Regions from separate parts of the Homo sapiens genome. Here region 1 is linked to region 2. The links are chromatin loops, found by intact Hi-C in ENCODE. Cell type or tissue: gastrocnemius medialis. All regions are shown on one strand.

Region 1 (5,000 bases), 220 kb before region 2:
GTCTGAAGTGAGCTGTGATTGTGCCACTGCACTCCAGCCTGGGACCCAGAGCAAGACTGTGTCTCAAAAAAACAAAAAACAGTGAGAGTTCTGGGGAGGGCTGGTGTCTGGAGTATCTGAAATGCAGTAAGGAGGGAAGGAAGACCTACAGGGGAACATGGAGGGTGTGAGCACCCTCAAAGAGATCAGGCCTGACTCCACAGGCAGGGGGACTTTTGGTTCCTCTGTGGCCCCTTCTGAAATGCTATGCCTTTGCAACCCAAGAGCCTGGGTTAGGTTGGAGGCCATCCTGTGCTGCCAGCTGGCCTGGGCAGTGGGGACCCATGTCCCTGCTCAGAAACCCAGGCGGTGGGATGGGGTTGGCAGGCATGAGCCAAGCCTGTCAAAAGTATGTGCAGGCTCAATGGCTTCCCCACCTCTCCCCACTGCCCCACCAACCTCCAGGACAGGAGCATTCCATTGCTTCTTGTTTCTGTTCTCTTCCAATCTCCCTGAGAAAAAACCGACTGTCCCCTGCCCCTCCTTGGCTCCTGTGCATCATGAAGCAGCGCAGAGGCAGGAGGGAGGAAGAGCACCCAAGGACTGCGCCAAGGCCAGGGTCACATACAGGGAGGGAGCAGCTTCAGCCCAGGCTAAGAAAGAATGGGATTCTGCAGAGAGGACAAGGAAGCACCTCACCTGGGACTAAGATCACAAAAGGAGGCAGTATTGCCTCCCGAAAACAAACCCCCAAGCTCCTCCTCAACAGTCAGTGTTGGTGTCTGGTCTGGTCTGGTCAGTTTAATCACTGACTATTAATTGTGTGGGGTTGGGCTGACACAAACGTACAGTCTGCCTTGATTTGTTCTTTAATATAAAGTACATCTCAGTAGGGTGCAGTGGCTCACGCCTGTAATCTCAGCACTTTGGGAGGCTGAGACGGGTGGATCACTTGAGGTCAGGAGTTCGAGACCAGCCTGGCCAACATGGTGAAACCCTGTCTCTATTAAAAATACAAAAATTAGCCAGGCTTGGTGGTGTGTGCCTGTAATCCCAGCTACTCAGGAGGCTGAGGCATGAGAATCGCTTGAATCCGGGAGGCAGAGGCTGCAGTGAGTCGAAGGCTGCAGTGAGCTGAGATTGCACCACTGCACTCCAGCCTGGGCGAGACTCCTTCTTGAAAATAAATAAATAAATAAATAAATAAATAAAATAAAATAAAGTACATCTCCACAAGCAGGAGGCCCCTTGGTGTAGAGGAAACAGCTCTGTGCTGTCAGGTGACCTGAGTTCTATTCCTGGTCTTGTGATGACTCACAGGCAGCCATGGGCACGTCACCGCCCCTGGCAGAGCCCACTGGCCTTCTCTGTGAAATGAGGATTCAGACTGTGACCTGTAGATCCCCCACAGGCCCCCACTCCTGCGGTCTAGCATCCCATGGCGCCCAATCATTAGCTCTCAGAGGGCAGGAAGCAAACAATACTCAGCTTGAAAACACATAATGAATCTATGGATTTATTATTTAATAGTTGATGGCTTTGGGAGAAGGATGATGACCAGATCATCCCAGTGCCCTCAGAAAAATGCTTCTTTCTCCCTGGAGAGCTCTAGGGGAGGGAAAATTCCCACAACCTCCCTTGCCTCCCATTCCTCAAGGGAAAGAGAGTTTAGGTCCTAGTAACTCCCAACAAGCAAGCCCATATCTCCCTGCCCCGGTGGCCTAGGATTCCCCCTCCCAGGGACACTGGGACCCCCACCATGGCCCAGACACCCTTTGGTCTGGGGACCCTGCAGCACAGCTCTGGGAAAGTGGGGTTCCTCCCCAGTTGGGACCTAAGTTTGGGTGCCAGGAATCCAAACAGCTTTGTTGTTTTTCTACTTTTTCCCCCTCTTCAAGTAAACTTGCAAATGTCAATAACCAGAGAAAAACACGCACACGGAGACACATATTTCTCAACTCTCTTGCAGCTTGCCGCAGCTCTTGCCAGCAAAAACAAGTTCAGCTTCCTGGCCCCGTTTATGTAAGCGGTGAACCAGCTGCCTGGCCTGCCACCGAGGACACAGGCTTGGCTCGTGCCTGCTAATCCCATCTCACCACCCCAGTTTCTGAGCAGAGACGCAGGTCCCCGCTGCCCAGGCCAGCTGGCAGCACAGGAGGCCCCCAGCCTAACCCAGCTTCTTGGGTTGCAAAGGCATAGGATTTCAGAAGGGGCTACAGAGGAAACAAAGGTCCCCTGTCAGCAATAATGGTCTTGATCTAAAAGTAGGTGGGTGCTGAGAAGCCTCCAGGAGAAGCCTGTGGACACCTTGTGTCCACATGGAAACAAGTATAGAATTTGGTCCCACGAGGGCTAGGACAAGTCCCAGTGCTCTTGGTCACCTGTTCTTGCATTCTCCATCTTTGGACTGAGACTGGCTCCTGGCTTTGATGTGATAATAACCATAACAATCATTAGCAACTGGGACACTTACCCTGCGCCCTGGGCTTTCCCTAAGAGCACACTACTCACAAAAAGTCTGCCAGGGAGGAAGTCTTGTCCCCATTTCATTGTTGAGGCAACAAGAGATCAGAGAAGTTAGGGAACTTGCCCAAATTCACACAGCTCATGCATGAGGGAATCCACGCTGGACCCAGATGAGCCTGGCCAAAGCCTCTCTCTACTTGGCCCAGGTACCTCTCCATGCTCCACCCCCAGCTCCCTTCTCTGGGCTCCCCACCACCCTCTCTCTCCCCCTCTCCCAATTTCCTCTCCTCTTCCCTGCTCTTCTCACATCTTTCCACCCTTCAGAGGCCCAGGGAAGGGAATGCTGAGGCTTGAGGGGTGTGCACAAGGGGGGGTCAGCGCCATCACTGCAGCTGCCAACCTAATGGGGCACTGGGGACTCTCAGGAGCCAGGAGTCGTGCCCTTGGCCTTTCTCTCCCTTCCCCCACAGCCGCAGCGTGTATAGGATGAGTTAGAGCCTAAAACTGCCTCCCCTTGGACTCCAAATCTCGCGTCCTCCCCAAGTCACCCCACCATCTGGGCCCATTCATTTCTCCTTAACATTTCAGAGGGCACCCTCGGCCACTGTCCAGGAAGAGGCAAGGCCGCAGGCTACGGCAAGTCAAGGCTCCCAGGCTCTAATGGGAGGCCCAGCAACCTTCTCTGACTCAGCTCCCAGCCCCACCTGTCCGCAACCCCCTCTTCTCAGATGACTAGCTTTGGCTGGCAGGCCCCTGCTCCCTCCTCCCCCACATATGTATTTGTACTTCTTGTACCTGCTTGTATTTGTCTGAGTCAGTATTTACCTTGGCCTTGCCTTCCTCCCATCCACACGATGGACTGTACACTGCTGGAGAGAGGGTCTGGGAGGGAGGCTCCTTTGGACCCATAAACAGGTAATGCTCAATGCTGACTCAGAGACCCACGTGCGCGTGTGACCAACTCAGGAGATAAAACATCTAATCCTCCTCTGGCAGCATCAGAGATAACCACCTGGCTCCAGTCCAAGAAGGTACAACCTGGGTCAACTCTCAGAGATTATAAACTAATTAGAGGAAAAGATATCTAAGGCCATGTGCGGCAGCTCACGCCTGTAATCTCAGCACTTTGGGAGGCTGAGGCTGGCGGATCACCTGAGATCAGGAGTTCAAGACCAGCCTAGCCAAAATGGTGAAACCCCATCCATACCAAAAAATACAAAAATTAGGCCGGGTGAAGTGGCTCACGCCTGTAATCCCAGCACTTTGGGAGACAGAGAAGGTCGGATCACAAGGTCAGGAGTTTGAGATCAGCTTGGCCAACATGGTGAAATCCTGTCTCTACTAAAAATACAAAAATTAGCCGGGTATGGTGGCGGGTGCCTGTAATCCCAGCTACTTGGGAGGCTGAGGCAGGAGAATCGCTTGAAACCGGAAGGTTGCAGTGAGCTGAGATCATGCCACTGCACTCCAGCCTGGGCAACAAGAGTGAAACTCCATCTCAAAAAAAAAAAAAAAAAAAAATTAGCTGGGCATAGTGGTGCATGCCTGTAATCCCAGCTACTCGGGAGGCTGAGGTAGGAGAATCACTTGAACCCCGGAGATGGAGTTTGCAGTGAGCCGAGATCGCACCACTGCACTCCACCCTGGGCAACCCTGTCTCAAAAAAAGAAAGGATATCTAAGGAGGGCAAACAATCCACTCCCTGGCCCAAACCTAACCCCAGGAGCAGATAGAGAAATAAAGAGATTAAAAGCAGGACGCAGCAGGGCCTTAGAAGAAAGCCATTGGTACCTGCAGATGGATACACCCAGTATTTTGGTCCTGAAAGGGACAGTGAGGAGAAGCTACAGCCAGTGTGTAGGGTGCTGAGATAAGGAGCGCTGTTTTAAGGCTATACAGGACTCTTAAGGACGACTCAGGCCAACCTGCTCATTTTGGTGGATGAGGAGAACCAGGGCCCAGAAGTCACACAGCAGTGCATGGTGTCAGGACCGGAGCTGGGCTCTGGGACTCTCGGTCCAGGCTTAACACGCAGCCCTCTGCCTTCCCAGAAGCATGGCCTAGGGGTCTTGTCTTCTATCTCTGAGCACAGTCTCAGAGTATAACAAAGAGGCTGGCCCTCAGTCAGATTTTTTTTATGTGCTTCTGGAAGGTGGCAGGAGGGCAGGGAGAGGGAGGGACCTGATGTACGCACCCCCATTCCATATCTACAGACCCCCCAGCTTCCCCTCCCTGACCCCCTTAGCTATGAGGCAGCAAAGCTGAAGATTTAAGAAGTCACGTGGAGGTGTGGATGGAGCAGCTGGGAGGGATAAGGGGAGGTTTGAGGGGTGTGCATAGGGGGATTTCAGGGCTCCCCTGAGGATGCTTCTGTTCAGTTCTTATTCTGAATGGTGGTTCCATGCATGTGTTCAGTTTGTAAAAACCCACCCAGTGTGAGGCCTATGCTGACCACACTCTTTCGTAGGTGTGTCACTCTGCCATAACACTTTTTCATACAGGCCCCAAAGTCCCCACTCTTGCATTCCAATCACTGCTGAGCCATCCCCACCCCC
Region 2 (5,000 bases):
GTGTAAGTTTTATAGGAGACAAAACATGTGACCTGGATCTGACCCAGAAACCTGAGACTGAGTCGCTCATTCCTTCTGTCTGCCTGTGTCCTCCCCGGCCCTCTATTTTCTGAAGCTTCATCTCACCTTCGCTTTTTTTTTTTTTTTTTTTTGAGACGGAGTCTCGCTCTGTCACCCAGGCTGGAGTGCAGTGGTGCAATCTCGGCTCACTGCAACCTCCCCCTCCCGGGTTCAAGCGATTCTCCTGTCTCAGCCTCCTGGGTAGCTAGGACTATAGGTGCCCACCACCACGCTCGGCTAATTTTTGTATTTTTAGTAGAGATGGGGTTTCAGCATATTGGCCTGGCTGGTCTTGAATTTCTGACATTGTGATCCGCTCACCTCAGTCTCCCAGAGTGTTGGGACTACAGGGATGAGCCACCGCACCCAGCCTTTTTTTTTTTTTTTTTGAGACAGTCTCGCTCCATTGCCCAGGCTGGAGTGCACTGGTACAATCATGGCTCACTGCAGCTTCGACCTCCTGGGCTCAAGCAATACCCCCTCCTCAGCCTCCTGAGTAGCTGGGACCACAGGCACATGCCACCATATCTGGCTTTTTTTTTTTTTTTTTTTTTTTTTTTTGTAGAGATGGGGGTCTCACTGTGTTGCTCAGGCTGGTCTCGAACCCTTGGGCTTAAGCAGTCTCTGCCTTGGCCTCCCAAAGTGCTAGGATTATAGGCATGAGCCAAATAGCCAGCTGCTCCTTCACTTTTTTTTTTTTTTTTTTTAGACGGAATCTCTCTTGTCACTCAGGCTGGAGTGCAGTGGCGCGATCTTGACTCACTGCGACCTCTGCCTCCCGGGTTCAAGTGATTCTTCTGCCTCAGCCTCCCAAGTAGCTGGAACTACAGGCACCTGCCACCACACCTGGCTAATTTTTTTGTATTTTTAGTAGAGACAGGGTTTCACTATGTTGGCCAGGCTGGTCTCAAACTCCTGACCACATGATCTGCCTGCCTCGGCCTCCCAAAGTGCTGGGATTACAGGCGTGAGCCACCACACCCGGACTGCACCTTCACTTTTTAAATCTTCCCCCATATTTGTCTCCCAGGCCGCTTATTGCTTCTTTTACACAGGCAGTATATTTTGGCGTTAGGAGAACAGGCTTTAACACTGGACAGATCTGGGTTTCAGTGCTGGCTCTGTCACTGACTGTGTGGCCTTGTGCAAATTATTTTAATTTTCTGGGTTACAGTTCTTTATGCTGTATGTAAAAAGGGAGATAATGCCTAATTCATTGGGTTGCTGTGGGGATTAAATAAAGCACTTAGCAGCAAGTAGCACAAAATGTCCAATAAATGGTAACCCATAATGATGTTTTCTTGCTCCTATGATAGTTTTTTTCCTTCATTCCTTTCCATTACATGGGCTCCCCTTACCTCCAACCAGACTCCCTCACCAACTCCTTCTATTTTGCTATTCTTCTTTCCTCTGTTCATCTGAACCCACAGAATGCCCCATCCCCTCTGCCTTGATCCCTGACCTTGGCCTCTTCCCCCAGGGCTTGTCAGTGCCAGGCTGGCTCCAGTATTGGCAGGTTGGCCCCCTACAGAGCCCATCTCTTCTGATCCTCTCTATCTATTCTGTCTGCTCTCATAACATCACCCCATCATACCCATTCAGCCCCTCTTCCCTCTGTGGCGAATGCTATAACCAGCTCCTCTGGCTCAGAGGGGCTCAGTCCTGTTTGAAATGGCTACATAGTAGATATTTCCAGGAGAGCTAAACGGCTTGTATCAAAGGCCATCTGATGTTTCTGCCTAGGTATGCCATACAAACTCTCCTTCCAAGACAGCTGCTTCTCCCCTGCATCCATATTCCCAGTCTGCCTCTCTGTTCCTCTAGTGCCCCAAACATTAAAGTCCTTTCATTCCTGCTAGTCTCTTTCCCAGCCTCTCTTCCTCCAGCTTCTGATTCTTGAATGTGGGTAAGCTTCTCAGAGAAGGGAACTAGAACTTGAGGGGTTAAGGGTAAGAAGGGAGAGCAAGAAAGTACAAATTACATACACATCCCCTTTAGGAGCCAAAAAGGAACAAAGACATAAGACAACATCACAGATGCCTACCTTGGGGCCTGTATATGCCGATTTGTTAGTCTTCCCCTGAAAGGCAAGAGCCACACAACAGGAATTGACTGGGGCTTGGGACAAGCTATTGATCTAGATCAAGGACACTGTGGAGTTGGTATATGCTGGGGTTTGGGGTGGGTGTCTGGAATGGGAACAAGGACACATGGAACAGGCCTAGGGGCTGAAGCAGAGTGTCCTCCTCCCACCCCCACACTTCCACTCAAGCCCCCCAGCCCCCAATGCAGCTATAACTTGGGCTCTTTTCTGCCACAGTGGAGAGAAGCATCTGCCTGCCACATGACATTCAACAGACCTGATTCTCTCCAAAAGAGAAATTTCCCATGTGGGAATCCGGCTGGATCCCTGTGAGGGAAGACCCTTGGAGAACGCAGCCTGGAGTTCTGGTAAAAAGCCCTAGAAGAGGAGAGGACTCCTGTGGACTGCAGGCTGCTTCCTGGCAGAAGTTTCCTCTCTTACCCTCAGTCTAAAGCCTTAGTTTCAATTCTGCCAGGCAAGGTGGGGAACTATAAGTCTTCTCTTCTGGAGCCCACGATGGAGCCTGCCAGGGAGACAAGTTATTCTTCTGTTCTGGACATCCAAGGGTGACTTTAAGGAGGATGCCTGGAGGACATGGGGAGAAGGTGAGAAGGGTTAAGCTGGCAGAAAGGGGAAGCCAAGCATCTGCAGCACTTAAGAGCAGGACGGTGCCAGGATGGTGCCTCCTGAACGGACCTCAGTAGTCTTGTGGGGGTGATCTGGGAAGGTTAGGAGTTCTGTTGGAAAGGTAAAGCAGGGTGTACAAGTCCTCTGCCCCCACCCCGGAAAGCCTCAGGGCAGCTGGAATGGCATTGAAGAGAGCAGGTGGCAATTTTGATGAGGAGCTGCTGACACGGCTGATCCTCTGGGCGCTGGGGCCGTGACATCAGGGTGAGAAGCTCTGTGTGGGAGCTCTAGGGAACGATAGTTGCCCGGATGTGGAGCCCTGCCAGGTATTCTTCCTGGTTTAGGCCAACGTGATCCAGCAAAGGCCAGGAGCTTGTAGAGGAGGAGCTGAGGCAGGGATGACACGTAGGACAATAAGCAAGAGCTGGCTGTCTTGGGAGGTGAAGAGCAGGAGCCAGTACCCTTCCTCAAGGAGATGGCTCTCCACCTAGACATGATTGGTGCCTGGTGTCTGCTCTATTCTTTCTTTGCAACTGGAAGGAAGGCAGATGACCCCCAAAGCTCTCCTGCCTGCTTCTGTGTGATATGTTTGATATTGGGTTGTTTAATTAGGAACCAACTAAATGTCAAACATATTCTTACAGCAGCAGGTGATTCAGCACCACCCTCTTTCATACTTCAATCTCTGGGGCTCCTGTCTCTTTTACTGAACCTCTTCTCTCCAGGACCCCCCCAAAAGTCCAGTAGCTGCAACCTATGTGCATTTCAATCTTAACCTAAGAGGGCTGGTGTGGGAATGGGAGAGAGTTGGAATTTGAGGATAGAATCTTTCTATTTCTTGTCCCCTTATACTAGAAGGGACATTTCTTTGCCTTTTCTTGTCCTCGTATTTTTCTCCCCCTTATTCACTTGCCCACCCCCCCCCCATTTTCCACTCCTTCCTCTCCCTGTTCCCTAACCCCTTTCCCTGGCTAATCTCCAGAGAAAGGAGACTTGGTTTCTCCTCTCTCTGTCGAGAGTCAGCTGATGGTCTATCTGCCTATCTACCTCTAGTGACTGGAAGCTCTCAATAGTGGACTCCAGCTCTGCTCTACCCACTGGCCTGGTGGGTGTCTCCGTTCCCCCATTGCTGGGGCTTAGCATTAACTCTCAGTATCCTGACATAAATGACTAACTAGAGCCATTTATATTTGTCCAATATATCTGGTCACCTTGAACAGTGCCCACCTCTCCCTTGGCATATTTTCAGGTGTATGGTGCCAGTGGACTGGTATCCTTGCCACCTGTTAGTAACAAGGCTCCCAATGGAAGAATAAACATGGTCTGGAACTAAACTGGAAAGAATAGAGCTGATAATGATGATTACGATGATGTGGTGAGTGGCAGCGTTGGGGAGAATTAAGAAGGGAGAAGATAAAGGGAAGAAGAGGAGAGAGCCACACAGACCAAAGTCTGTGTGGGTACAACAGTTCTATTTTAAGATTACTGTGGGAAAACAAAGGGTATGATCCTGTCTGGATTGTTCTGACCCTCCCCTGTTTCTCTCCCCACCCCACTTGAAGCTCTGGGATAGCCTTCAAGGATAGGGTTGGAGATTCCAACCCTACCTCTTACTCTACTCTTGTGGCTCTTGGTGGGGAGGAAAAACGTCTCCCTGCCAATCGGAGACTCCCAGAATAGCACAGCAATTTGATCTGGGGATCTGGGAGAATTGTTAAGGATCATGAGTGACCTCCCCTCTTCCCTGTGCCCAAGCTCCTTGAATACCAGGAATCAAAAGCTAAAACTCAACTAACGGAGTTTGACCAGCATTCAACACAGTCTGGGGGAGAGTGAAACGGGAAGCTGAAAGGCAACCAGGACCCCCTGGATGCAAACTGCCAACCTAGAATTGCCAAAGTACACTTCTCTATTTCAATGTTCTTCCCTCCCCTCTTCCTCTTCTTTTAAAACATCCATAGAGCTGCCCAGAATGAGTGGAAAGTTTCAGGGTCAGGGAGAACCTCTTCCCTCCCCCACTTTCCATTGTCTAAAATCAGCCTCAGCTGTTGCTAGATATTTTTTTTGCTGGTGATGTCAGTTCATCAAAGCGTCTCACCCTGTGTTCCCCCAGGAGAACAATGATGGGGTGGAGGGAGCTGGAAAGACCATATTAGGAACAAAAGGTGGAGCTATGAGCACAGATAAAGACTCAAGTCTGGGGACCTCCTGGTCACTCAGGCAGCAGCCC

What was found. A loop is a pair of places that touch in the nucleus more often than their neighbours do. Peaks named below come from ENCODE experiments on the same cell type or tissue, not always from the same donor. Only the 100,000 strongest peaks of a DNase experiment are listed, where the experiment ranks them.
Region 1: a loop joins it to region 2, with 3 times the contacts of the local background. A loop is called at or near these places in 2 of 110 quality-filtered maps.

The regions. Positions count from the first base shown.
Region 1 is chr1:154,416,703-154,421,702 of GRCh38, reverse strand. All of the region lies in intron 1 of IL6R (interleukin 6 receptor), which reads right to left. Among named protein-coding and RNA genes, the nearest start is that of IL6R-AS1, 13 kb to the right of the region's middle. RefSeq lists an enhancer at 2,977-3,490. In gastrocnemius medialis, no CTCF peak of the experiment used is centred here; DNase peaks (open chromatin) are centred at 1,322, 2,022, 2,602, 3,292 and 1 weaker place; H3K4me3 peaks cover 1,969 bases; H3K27ac peaks cover 5,000 bases.
Region 2 is chr1:154,192,085-154,197,084 of GRCh38, reverse strand. TPM3 (tropomyosin 3) reads left to right here and starts at 4,985. Exons shown (of 10, transcript NM_152263.4): 1 at 4,985-5,000. MIR190B (microRNA 190b) reads left to right here and starts at 3,342; the gene lies at 3,342-3,420. In gastrocnemius medialis, no CTCF peak of the experiment used is centred here; DNase peaks (open chromatin) are centred at 44, 3,074, 4,449 and 4,944; H3K4me3 peaks cover 876 bases; H3K27ac peaks cover 5,000 bases.